3 separate regions of the Homo sapiens genome follow, and all the other regions are linked to region 3. A link is a contact called in ENCODE Hi-C or POLR2A ChIA-PET data. All regions are on one chromosome and are shown on one strand. Each heading gives the region's core, a stretch centred on a gene start or an enhancer-like site at or near the end of the contact. The rest is flanking DNA. Distances are from core to core; before and after follow the strand shown. Region 1 holds the start of NTNG2 (netrin G2). Region 2 overlaps CFAP77 (cilia and flagella associated protein 77). Region 3 holds the start of CFAP77 (cilia and flagella associated protein 77).

Region 1 (3,551 bases), core at 553-3,052, 250 kb after region 3:
GGGCTGATAGCCAGGGTATTAAAACTCGAAAATTAGATTTTATCAGGATTTCTGAACTCAGATTTCTCTGTCTTATTGAATTAGCGCCTCCCGAGCTGGCTGGGCTCGCCAGCAGGTTCCTCTTGGAGTTGCCTGCTGCGCCCTCGCCGTGTGGGAAACTTGCCGCGGCGGGCGCGGGGCCCCTGGGGGCACGGGAGGGAGGGCGCTGGGGGCTCCCGGGGCTAGGGGGGATACTCAGCCCACCCCGGGGTTCCCTCTCCCTCCTCGGCAGGGGCGGCAGAGGGGGGTGAAATCTGCTTTCAGGGGAGAGTGGCGGTTGCCGGGAGGGAAAGGGAGCTTGGCCGGCGGGGTCACCTTCCCGTCCTCTGCCCCGGGCGGGGTCCAGCGGGCGCCCCGCGCTCACTGTAGCCTCGGCGGGCCTCTTAATTCCGGCGGCCCGGGTGTCCCCCCGCTCCGGAGCGGGCCCTTTATCCGGCCCCTGGGTCCCCGCCCGCGGGAGCCCTGGAAAGTTGGGCGCGGGAGGCGGGGCGCGAGCAGCAGCTCCCGGGTGGGTCCCGGCGGGCCGCGGGCGGGGTCGAGGCCGGGGCCAGGGTCGAGTCAGTGCTTCGGGCCGGCTGCGAGCCCTGTGCCTAGGACACCGACGACCCGGCAGCCCCGCAGCTGCTTTTCGTCTTCCCAAAGTTGCGTGCAAGCCACGGCAGCAATTAATAATTAAGCCCGTAATAAAGGCCCGGCCGGGACTGAGGCGCCCCCTTTTTCGGCACTGCCTCTCTTAATTAAAAGACACAGAGCAGGGCGCCCAGGAACTGGCTGTATCCTTTGCCCCGGCGCTGCCGCCTGTGGCGACCCGGCCGCCGCCGCCCCCAGCCCAGACGGCCAACTTACTCCGGAGCGGGCGGACCCCGCGAGCCCGCGGTCCTCTCTTCCCGCCTTCCCGCCGCCTCTGCTCCCCCCACCTGCGCGCCGCTCAGTTCCAGGTTCGACTCCACGCCGGCCCCAAACCAGTGCCTGCGCCCCCTCACCTCCCGACCCCCTCCCGGCGCCGGGAGAAGTTTCCAGCCGGACTGGCCGGGAGTTTCTCTGTGCAACTCACAGGCTCCCAGTTTGCAGAGAGATGGGAGGGCACGGGATGGGGGTGGCTCTAAGCGGTGGCGGTGGAATTGGGGTGGGGGAGAGGCGCGGGAGCAGGGTTAGTTTCCTTTTCCGAGACACATCCGAGCATCCTTGCAACATCCCTCCCCGACACACACACACACACACACACACACACACACACACACACACACACACTCTGTCTCTCTCTCACACACACACACACACACACTCTCACACACACGACGGAAAGGACCCGGGGGAAGCTGGCCAGAAAGACAAGCTACCCCTTTAAGATGCTGCTAAGAACGCACCCTCACACACCCCTCTGGGGCGACTCCAGTTCTCAGCTCGTAGCAGCCGCCACCAAACAACTTTTGCATCCGAGCCTTTGCCGGGCCGCTGTAAGTGGCTCCCGGGCCCGGGCAAGCCTGCATGGTCACCGAAGCCCTTTAAAAATGAAACCGGCCTGGCCAAGCTGCAGCCTCTCCCCCCGCCCGCCTCCCGGGCTCTCCCCGCCCGCCTTACCCCGGCTCGGAGCGGCTTCCCGGCGCGGAGACCTGGGAGGGCCGAGGACCGCCACCCTCCGGCGCTGCGCCTCCCCCCTCGGGCTGGCGCTGGGTGGGGGCGCGGGCCGAGGGCTGCGAGCCGCTGCTCCTTCCCCGCGCCGCTCCCGCCGCTGTGGCCGCCGCCGCCGCCGCCGTCAGATCGGGGCCAGGGAGCCCTCCGGCCGCCGGGGGGGCCGCCCGCAGCCGTCCCGGAGACGCGGGCCGGGGGAGGGGGCCGCCCGCGCCGCCCGCATCGCCCGCCCGGGCTGAGCGGGAGGTCGCCGCTAACAAGTGCAAACTTTTTGGCCCCCCTGGGCGGCCCGGGGAGGACCCGCGCTCGGGCGCCGGGCAGCCCCCGGCCCGGGTGGGCTTCGCGGCGTCTCGTCGGGGAGCCGGGGCATCCCCCCGGCGCGGCGCGGGCCAGATGGCGGGCGCTTCACTGCCCCCCTGCACTCCGCTCCAAGTTAATGCCGAGGCTAAATCCTCTTGCCATCACTCACGATCACCATCGGGGCTTTTATCTCTCGGTCTGATCCGGGCTGCGTAACTTCCTCTGTGTGGCTTTAACACACCATCCCACCACGGAGCAACGGTCTTCTTAAAGGTGCAGGAAGGAAATATTGCGCGGCTCGGGGGACGCGCCACGGCCCGGGGAGGGGCGCGGCGAGCAGGGGCGTCCCGGCGGGCCCGTGGCCAGGGTGGCCCCGGCAGCCTCTGGGGGGTCGCTGCCTAAACATCGCCTCCCGGCCCGGGGGCCAGCGGGTCCCTGCGCCCAGAGCGCATCCTCAGCCGGCTCCGGTCAGGCGCAGCCGGGCTGCAGCTTCCTCTTCCAAAACCCGGGGGCCTGCCGGGGTGCCAGCGCCCATGGGTGTGGGGGCTGCCCCATCGGCACGAGGGAGGGGGGCCAAGTGAGTCAGTTCCCCCACCCCCCACAGCCAAGGGCTCAGGGCTGCTCCTCGGTCTCTCTCTGTGAAGTGCTGCCACCCAGAAGGCCCCAAGCAGTGGGTACCGGGGTGGGTGGGTGGATTTGGGGAGATGGGGAGGGGGAGCGATCTGAGCGCACAACCAGAGCCTGAATACCAGCTGACACATCGCCGCCTCCACCCTGATGGGCCCTGCTTTTGACGAAGCCAAGCCAGCTCTGCAGGGAGTGCAGAGTAGTGGGGCAGGAGGGGCCTGGCTGAGGGGTTCTCTGTCTCCCTCCCCTGCAAGCATGGGAGGCAGGTGTGGGAGGGCTCCGGTAGCAGCAGCCCCGGGCAGAGGCCACCGAGTTCACAATATCATATCCGGCAGCCCTGGGCTCTCTGATCCCCAGGAGGTTTCCTGCCAGCCTGCCTCCCAGGGCTTCTGGGAGAGTTTCCACATCTTCCAGAAGCACATGTGGTTTTCGGACACTCCTGGCCTCCTGGGGTGGGCTCACTGCAGCCTTGAGCAGCCAGCACTGTCATTTGGATGCATCAAGAACAAAGGGCCTGAGGACAGACAGAGAGAGAGGCAGAGAGAGAGAGACCAGCCCAAGGTCACAGAGGGTGTTGGGAATGGAGCAAGACATGGCACCTCAGTGCCCCGCCCTGCTGCCACCCTTCACCTCCACCTTAACCCTTCCCTGTTCTCAGCTGCCCTGAAAACTGGAGACGGAGTTATACTGCTGAATAATATTTGGAATCTTGTGACAAAACAGGAAGAGGATGCAGAATTAAAGACTGTCATCTGCTGTAATAATAATAATAATATATTTATTGAACACCTGTTTTATGCCAGACTCCATGCAAACCAGTTTGTGTGCATTATTCACTGAATCTTCGCCAAAGCCCTGTGACTTCACTGCTAGTAGCAAAGCCTCAAGTTAGAGATGTTAAGTAACTTGCCCAAGGTCACATAGCTAAGGATTGTGGCCGGGGAGGCAGGGCT
Region 2 (3,633 bases), core at 328-2,827, 140 kb before region 3:
GGACCCTGCCTGGAGAGCCCTGAGGAAGTTTCTGCAAAAGGCAAGGAAACAGGGTGGGCCGGCCCACGCAGGGTTATGTTTAATGGGGCTATTGTTATGGGAGTGGCTTCCGCCCTTCAAGCAAGGTTGGTGTCTCTGGACCATTTCAGGCTGTGGACACGGCGCACCTGGGGACACCTGAGGACACCTAGGGCAGAGCTTCTCCAGACTTCCCGGCCCAGGAGCCCAGCTGTGCAGCTGCCTGTGTGTCGGTCTGTCTGTCCATGTCACCCCAAGCCAGCGGCCAGCAGCCCAACGGTGGCAGTCACACCCGAGTCTGGCCTGTTCGCCAGCATAGCATCAGTGCGGGGAACAGGGCCCAGCATGAAGGCGCATGTGGAAAAGATTTGTGAATGAGCAGGGGAATGAATGAATGAATGATCTCCACAGCCATCCTCATGGAGCTGCCACTTATAGGCAGTTAACATGGGCCAGGCGTTCTGCTGAGCGTGGTGCACACATATTCTCTCTGGATCCTCCCAGCAGCCTAGCCAGGGGAGCATTTGTTAGCCCATTTTATGGAAGAGGAAGTGGGTCACAGACAGGTAAAGCCACCTGACAGGTAGGTGTGGCAGGGTCACCACTTGACCCCGTCTGGCTGTCCCTGGAGTCATGCGTGCACACAGATGTACCACATTACTCCTTGCTGGCCTTGCTGTCTGCCCTGGAGACCTAGAACACCCGGCCAAAGGGCAGGGGAGCGTCTCTATCCCCCACAGGGCACAGAGGGCATCAGCCCCAGCCCAGCGGCTCCTCCATTCAGGGATGGGAGAAAATGAGTTCATGTCCCATCCCCAAAATGGGCACCTGAGAAGGATCTGAGCTGCTCCCCCTGCTGGCTCACCCTGGGTTTGGGGTCTGCACCTCCAAGGGCCCCCATCCCCTCCCACATGGCTCCTGGGCCAGTGAACTGGGGATCACAGAATCTTGGATTGGAAGGAACGCTCAAGAACTAGTCCCACCCACTCATTGTCAGCTGAGGAAACAGAGGTCTGGAGAGAGAGCCCAGGCATAACTGTCCTGGTAGGAGGGCCCCTCGCCAGCTGCTGGCAGAACCCCCTTCTGGGCCCCAGCCACCAGGGGCAGTTGCTGGTGGCACAGACCAGAAAGAAGACATCTCTGTACTGCCCTGCCTGGAGGGAATGCACAGTGGGGGATGTGTCCTCTTCCCTCTTTGGTCCCTCTCCTCTCTCGACCCTGTAAGTGGCCCGGGTCATCCAGCGCGGGGGTCTCGGCAGCCCCTCTGGCAGGGCAGCCCCCTCGTGGCTGGCGGTGTCGGTGCAGCAGCCGCGCCCTGCCTGCTGCTTTTCAGTGTGAAAGGTGTTTAATTATTTCTGACAGAGTTCAGCGTCGACATCTGCTCGTGAGCGGGGAGAGTCCATTTAGGTTATCCATCACCGTGACAGGCTCAACTTTTCTGGAAGCGCTTTTCCCTTCATAATGGGGCCGGGGTGGGGGCAGCAGATCAGCGGCAAAGCCAGGCGCAGACAAAGGCCCTCCCGGGGCTTCACACGTGACAGACACCACAGACAGCAGCTCCGCCTAGGGGGAGTGGCCCTGGCCACCCGCCCGGACCCCTGAGTCCAGGCCCAGTTGGTGGCTGCCGGGATGGTGGGTGCTTGGTTTGGGAAGGGGAGAAAGGGGAGGCTCAGCAGGTCTGTAACAGACTTTTAAATTCTTCTGTCACTCTGGGCTGTACTGGCGGTTCAGTCTTTCATCCCCTCATTCATTCATTCCACAGATGTTTACTGATCCCCTACTCTGTGCCAGGCACCCTGCTGGCCTCTGGGGACAAGGTGTGGAACTGACAGGCACGGTCCTGGGGGGCTCACATTTTACTGAGCAAGATGAAAAAAATTGCCCAGTTAATTAATTGCAGAGTTAAGTGCCGTGAAGGGGAAGAAAGGATCCCTTGGTGGTGAGAATGGGGACCTGTGGGTGGGGCCTGGAGGTGAGGGAAGGGGTCCTCGGGAGGCCCTGGGGCTAGGAAACCCCAGATTGGACCCAGACTCCACTTCTCACCTCTCCAAGCCTCAGTTTCCATGTCAGTAGAATGGGGGCATGATATCTATGAGATGAGACCTGCTCAGCGCCGGGTGCATTCTAAGGGCTCGGTAAATACTTTTTGTTGGTGTTACTTCCTGACAAGGAGGCGACTGCGTGTGACACCCATAACGGCAGCACTCTGTGTGTCTAAGGGTCTCTGCTGGGTTGGACAGGGTGGCATCCAGGGATGAACCCGGCACAATTCCCCATTTCCCTTGGCCCCAGGTTTCTGGCAAGTAGGATAGGGAGACAGCCTGCAGCTTTAACTCCCAGCATCCTGCGAATACCCTCGGAAAGGAGGCGAACACTCAGTATATGCTGTGGCTTGCATGTTGATTTTCTTTCTCATGAGTTTTATGGCCCGATAGGTCATGTGTCTCGGCTTGGGCCCTGCCATCAGACACACCTGGGTTCCTGTCCCCGCCACTCTCTGGGCAAGGAAGGTGCTCCCCCTCTGCCTTTCATCTGCACCACCTGGTCAGGACTCTTGTTCTGAGGCTGAAATGAAGTAATATGCACACATGACCTCACACAGTGCCTGGCATGGCACAGGAGGCCATCATTCCTGGTTTGCTATTGTTCATAATCATATTTCAGAACAACGGTCTCAAGACTGGCAGACCCATGGTCAGCTGAGTCAAATCCCCTCTTTGGAAAATGGAAACTCATTCTATGTGCATTTAGCTCCTACTTGGGGCCAGGCGCCGTGGGACACAGGTGAGTGAGACAGACCGGAGCTCCCAGCACAGGTGCGGCACTGTTACCTGGAGCCCTTTCCTTGCTCTGCTGAGGGGAGAACACCTGAGCCTCCTGTGTCCATGGTCTTGGGCTCTAAATCAGAGAGGAGGGGGCTGAGTGGGGCTGGGAGTCAAGGCCTAAAGCAGAGTGCTGCAGAGGGCAGCCCATGCCAGTGGAACGCTGGGTCCCAGTCCCTCCTCAGGCAGCGTCCCCATGAACTGCAGGGATTCTCACAGAGAAAGGAGCAGGGAGGTAGCTGAGCATGGTGACTCATGCCTGTAATCCCAGCACTTTGGGAGGTCCAGGCAGGAGGATCACTTAAGGCCAAGAGTTTGAGACCAGCCTGTCCAACATGGCGAAACCTCATCCCTGCAAAAAAACACAAAAATCAGCTGGGCATGGTGGTACAAGCCTGTGGTTCCAGCTACTCAAGAGGCTGAGGCAGGAGGAACACCTGAGCCTGGGAAGTTGAGGCTGCAGTGAAGGTGATTGCACCACTGCACGCCAGCCTGGGTGACAGAGTGAGACCCAGCCTTAAAAAAAAAAAAAAAAAAAAAAATAGGCAGTGAGGAAAGACCACAGCCAGGGCCAGGATGGAGGCTGTGGACGGAATCTGCTGAGTGAGTGAGAGAGCAGGAGAAGCAGAGGAAGCAACATGGCTGGAAAAGGTAGAGAAGCTAGAGATGAGCCGTGCTGTCGAGGGCAGGAGCGGTGAGAGGAGCTGCGGAGCTGCAGTGACTCCCTCCACCTCCCAAACGTACTCGGCCCTGTTCCTCCCTTGACGTCTGCTGTGCACGGAGGCAGCGCACT
Region 3 (3,384 bases), core at 151-2,650:
GGACCTTGTTCCACTTTGAGAGGCCTAAGAAAGGAGCCTATTCGATGGAAAGGCACGAGTGTGGGAAGCCAGCCTCCCCCAGGTGCAGCCTGCGCCTAGGCAGTATCCTTCCTCCTCTCAGGACCGAGTTTAGGGAAGGCAAGAGGAGGGAGTCAATGTTTTGCCAGGAGCCAATTAACTCAGTTAATTCTAGCACGGGTTCCCTTTTCCCCAAAACAAAAACAAACCGCCACCACCACCTCTGGGCTCTACTCAGCGCCTGGCGGTCACACAAATAATTGTTGTTGAATCCACGGTTACCACCTGCGCCTTCCACTCCCGCACCTGGGACGCGGGGCGCATTTTTAAAGGCGCACTGCCCTCCAGCGGCGCAAGATAAATTCGCCTCGAGGCTTGCTCCCTGACCCCCAAGCCTCAGCCTGACTTCTCCAGTGGCCCCCGGGAAGGTGTGGCCGCCACAGCAGTGTTGGTTTCCCATCAGCGGGAAGCGAGGCTAAAGGTGGGGAGGAGGGAAGTGTAATGGAAGGGAAAGTGATCCAGCCCGAAACCGCAGCTCCCTCATTCTTGTCTGCGGAGCCTCCTAGGCCAAAGATTATGCTTTTTTTCTCTTAGGGTTGTAATTTGGGTAAGAAATTAGTATGATCGAACGGAAATGAACATTCGACGTGATGCTTCCAGGACAGACACGGAGCCACCGCTGCATAGACGTACCCCAGGCGTGCAGCGGAACCGGAGAGGCGGCCTTTACCCTGGGAGGGCTGGCAGCCACGACTTAGACTGGGCGTGTGCGACCTATCTGTCACCCTGTGGGTTCACTCTGTGGGAAACCACAGCAGCACCCATTGCAGCCTTACCCCATGTCAGGCGCTGTCCCGAGGTCCCGCAGAAATTACCCTATTCAATCTTCCCAATCAGTCCCTTTAGTGGTGCCATTATCATCCCACTGTGAGGATGGGGAAACCGAGGCTGAGAGAGGCGACGCGACCTGCATGGGGGTCCAGGCCTGTCTGGACCAGAGCTGGAGCTTCCCACGCTGCGCTCGGACCCCGGGCCGCGGGGCCAGGGCGCTGCGGGTGGGGACCCCCGGCGGCGCAGGTGCCCGGAGCCGGCGACAGCGAAAGCGCGGTGGGCGTGGGGTGCTCACCTTGACGATGAGAGGGTTCTGAAACATGGAGTCCCGCACGACCCCCAGCCGCTCGTTCTCCATGCCGGAACGGATGTCCGCCACGGTCAGGGGCCGCCGCGGGGGCGGGCAGACCTGGCTGACCGTGCGGCGCACAGGCTGCTGCTGCTTCCTCCATCGCGTGAGGTCCGGGCCGGAGCTCCTGGCCTCTGGCATCCTTGAGGTCGCCGGGGAGCCGGCCCGCGGGCTGGTTTGGGCGCGCTTCCCCACGTCGGGCACAGCCTGGAGCTCCGAAGGGCCTGCCGGGCGGCCCGGGCCGCACCACCGGGATCCTGAGGGGGAAACTCAGATGCCAGGACCCCTCCGGAGCCAGGCGCGCCCCGCTCGCGCCGGCCCCTCATCGCAAAGAGCCCCGGAGCAATGCAGGAGCCCCGCGGGATCCTCAGGGCGTCTCCTGGGCCCCGCGTTGCAGACTGGGAGAGGAAAGAAAACCAAGACCACCCCTGGAGGACGAATGCAACGGCCCGTCTCCTTGGCGACGGGACGCCAACAGAGCCCGGCTCGGCTTGTACTTTTCTTTCAAGAAACTCTTGGTGGCTACCAGTGTGGACTTGTTTGGAGTTTTCCTGAATCGATACAGGAGAACCGAGAATCTCCAGTGGGTTGCGTTCAAAGCGGCGTGGCTCATAGAGGGTCATTTACATTTGTCTTCCAAGTCGAAGACTCCATCCTCTGCTCACCCCCATTCCACTCACAACCCCTCCCCACCTCTGCTCTTTGCGCCACACACACACCTGAGACAGAGCACTAAATGCATTCCAAGCCTGATGCTGATGCTGACCCACTGGGAGGACTCGGGCAAGTCACCCTCTTGGATCCTAAGGGCTTTTTTTCTTTTTTTCCTGTGAGATGGGTGACAAGGAAACGCTAGAGTTGGATTACATCAATGGTTCCCAAATTTAAGCAACAGAATGAAGGGAAATTGAAAAATACAGATTTGGGCTGGGCTTGGCTGCTCACCCATGTAATCCCATTGCTTTGGGAAGCCTAGGAGGGAGGATGGCCTGAGCCCAGGAGTTTGAGACCAGCATGGGCAACATGGTGAGGTCTCATCTCTACCAAAAATTAAAAAAATTACCCAGGTGTGCTGGCACACACCTGTGGTCCCAGCTATGGGGGAGGCTGAGGCAGGAGGATCACTTGAGGAGGTTGAGACTACAATGAGCCGTGTTTCGGCAACTACATTCCAGTCTGGATGACAGAATGAGACCATGTGCCAAAAAAAGAAAAACGAAGATTCACAGGACTCACCCCAGACTCACTAAATCAGAATATCTGGAAATGGCATCTGAGGCTCTCCTTTTTTTTTTTTTTTTAAGAGACGGAGTCTTGCTCTGATAATGACATGAGCCACCTCACCAGGCCAGATGCTGCATTTTTAAAAATCCCCTTACCCACCCACCCACAACTTGGTGAAAAAGTTCAAACCTACAGAAAAGTTGAAAGTCGAAAGAAGAATACAATGAAAATACATATAGGCTTCACCTAGATTCGGTTAGATTTTGAAGGGAAGGGGAGGGTTAAAGAAAGAGTGGCGGCTCTACAGCAAATTCAGGCTTTATGTCCAGCATGAGACCTACAGAGGTGGGAGACCAGCTTAATGCCAGTGCCTACCGCTGCTTACAGGCTGGAGAAATTATAGGCCTGGGCGGGGAGGGGCCCGGTGGGTATGGCCTGCTGCCCGGGAAGATGTTGATAAGGTATTCCCATGATGAGGCAGTTTGGCCCTTGTTCTGGTGGAACGTGATGTTCCTGTCACTTTCTCCCAGCAGAATATGATAAGAGGCAGGCTGTTTCTCACTGCCTGAACCCCCGTGGAATGTTTCACTTTAAGCAAGGTCTGCAAAATGGCAGGGGGCTTACAAAATGGTGCAGTTTGGACTAACAGATTCACCCGTCCCCAGCACTGGTCACATTTTCTTGCTCTCTCTCTGTGAGCATGCACATACACACATTACAGAATCACCTGAAAAATATCTGTCAACACCATATTTAACCCTAAGTACGTCATCATGTAGCAAGGACATTCCCATGTGTAACTACAATGTCATTATCATGTCCGAAGATTTTAATGTGATACAATAGTGTTTAATATAAAATCCATTGCAAAGTTGAGACTCTGCATTTGAAAAAAAAAAAAAAAAGCTTCCCAGGTGATTGGTGCAGTTGGAGGAGGATTGGAAACCACTATTGGAGTTTTC

The links. Hi-C counts contacts between places; a loop is a spot of excess contacts on that map. ChIA-PET counts read pairs that join two places held with the same protein, here RNA polymerase II (POLR2A). Pooled maps may share reads with other maps.
Region 1: a pooled map shows a loop between it and region 3 (12-fold over the local background). The contact joins the promoter of NTNG2 here to the promoter of CFAP77 in region 3. A Hi-C loop is called at or near these places in 4 of 37 single-sample maps with no recorded cell type and 9 of 50 pooled maps.
Region 2: a pooled map shows a loop between it and region 3 (6-fold over the local background). The contact joins the enhancer-like site here to the promoter of CFAP77 in region 3. A Hi-C loop is called at or near these places in 1 of 168 maps with a recorded cell type or tissue (endothelial cell of hepatic sinusoid) and 4 of 50 pooled maps. POLR2A ChIA-PET finds 5 or more read pairs at or near these places in 3 of 52 experiments (Panc1, RWPE1 and activated CD4-positive, alpha-beta T cell).

What each region holds. Positions count from the first base shown.
Region 1 is chr9:132,160,309-132,163,859 of GRCh38, reverse strand. It overlaps NTNG2 (netrin G2), which reads right to left and starts at 1,802. Exons shown (of 8, transcript NM_032536.4): 1 at 1,621-1,802. LOC124902291 (a long non-coding RNA gene) reads left to right here and starts at 2,160. Exons shown (of 2, transcript XR_007061826.1): 1 at 2,160-2,244; 2 at 3,257-3,402.
Region 2 is chr9:132,544,240-132,547,872 of GRCh38, reverse strand. All of the region lies in intron 5 of CFAP77 (cilia and flagella associated protein 77), which reads right to left. Among named protein-coding and RNA genes, the nearest start is that of BARHL1, 37 kb to the left of the region's middle. Within about 2 kb of position 1,577, at least 2 of the 41 ENCODE cell types and tissues checked have a DNase peak (open chromatin) inside an H3K27ac peak, as active enhancers do.
Region 3 is chr9:132,408,227-132,411,610 of GRCh38, reverse strand. It overlaps CFAP77 (cilia and flagella associated protein 77), which reads right to left and starts at 1,400. Exons shown (of 6, transcript NM_001282957.2): 1 at 1,145-1,400. The coding sequence starts at 1,339. LOC105376304 (a long non-coding RNA gene) reads right to left here and starts at 970. Exons shown (of 3, transcript XR_930405.2): 1 at 1-970. RefSeq lists a silencer at 243-292.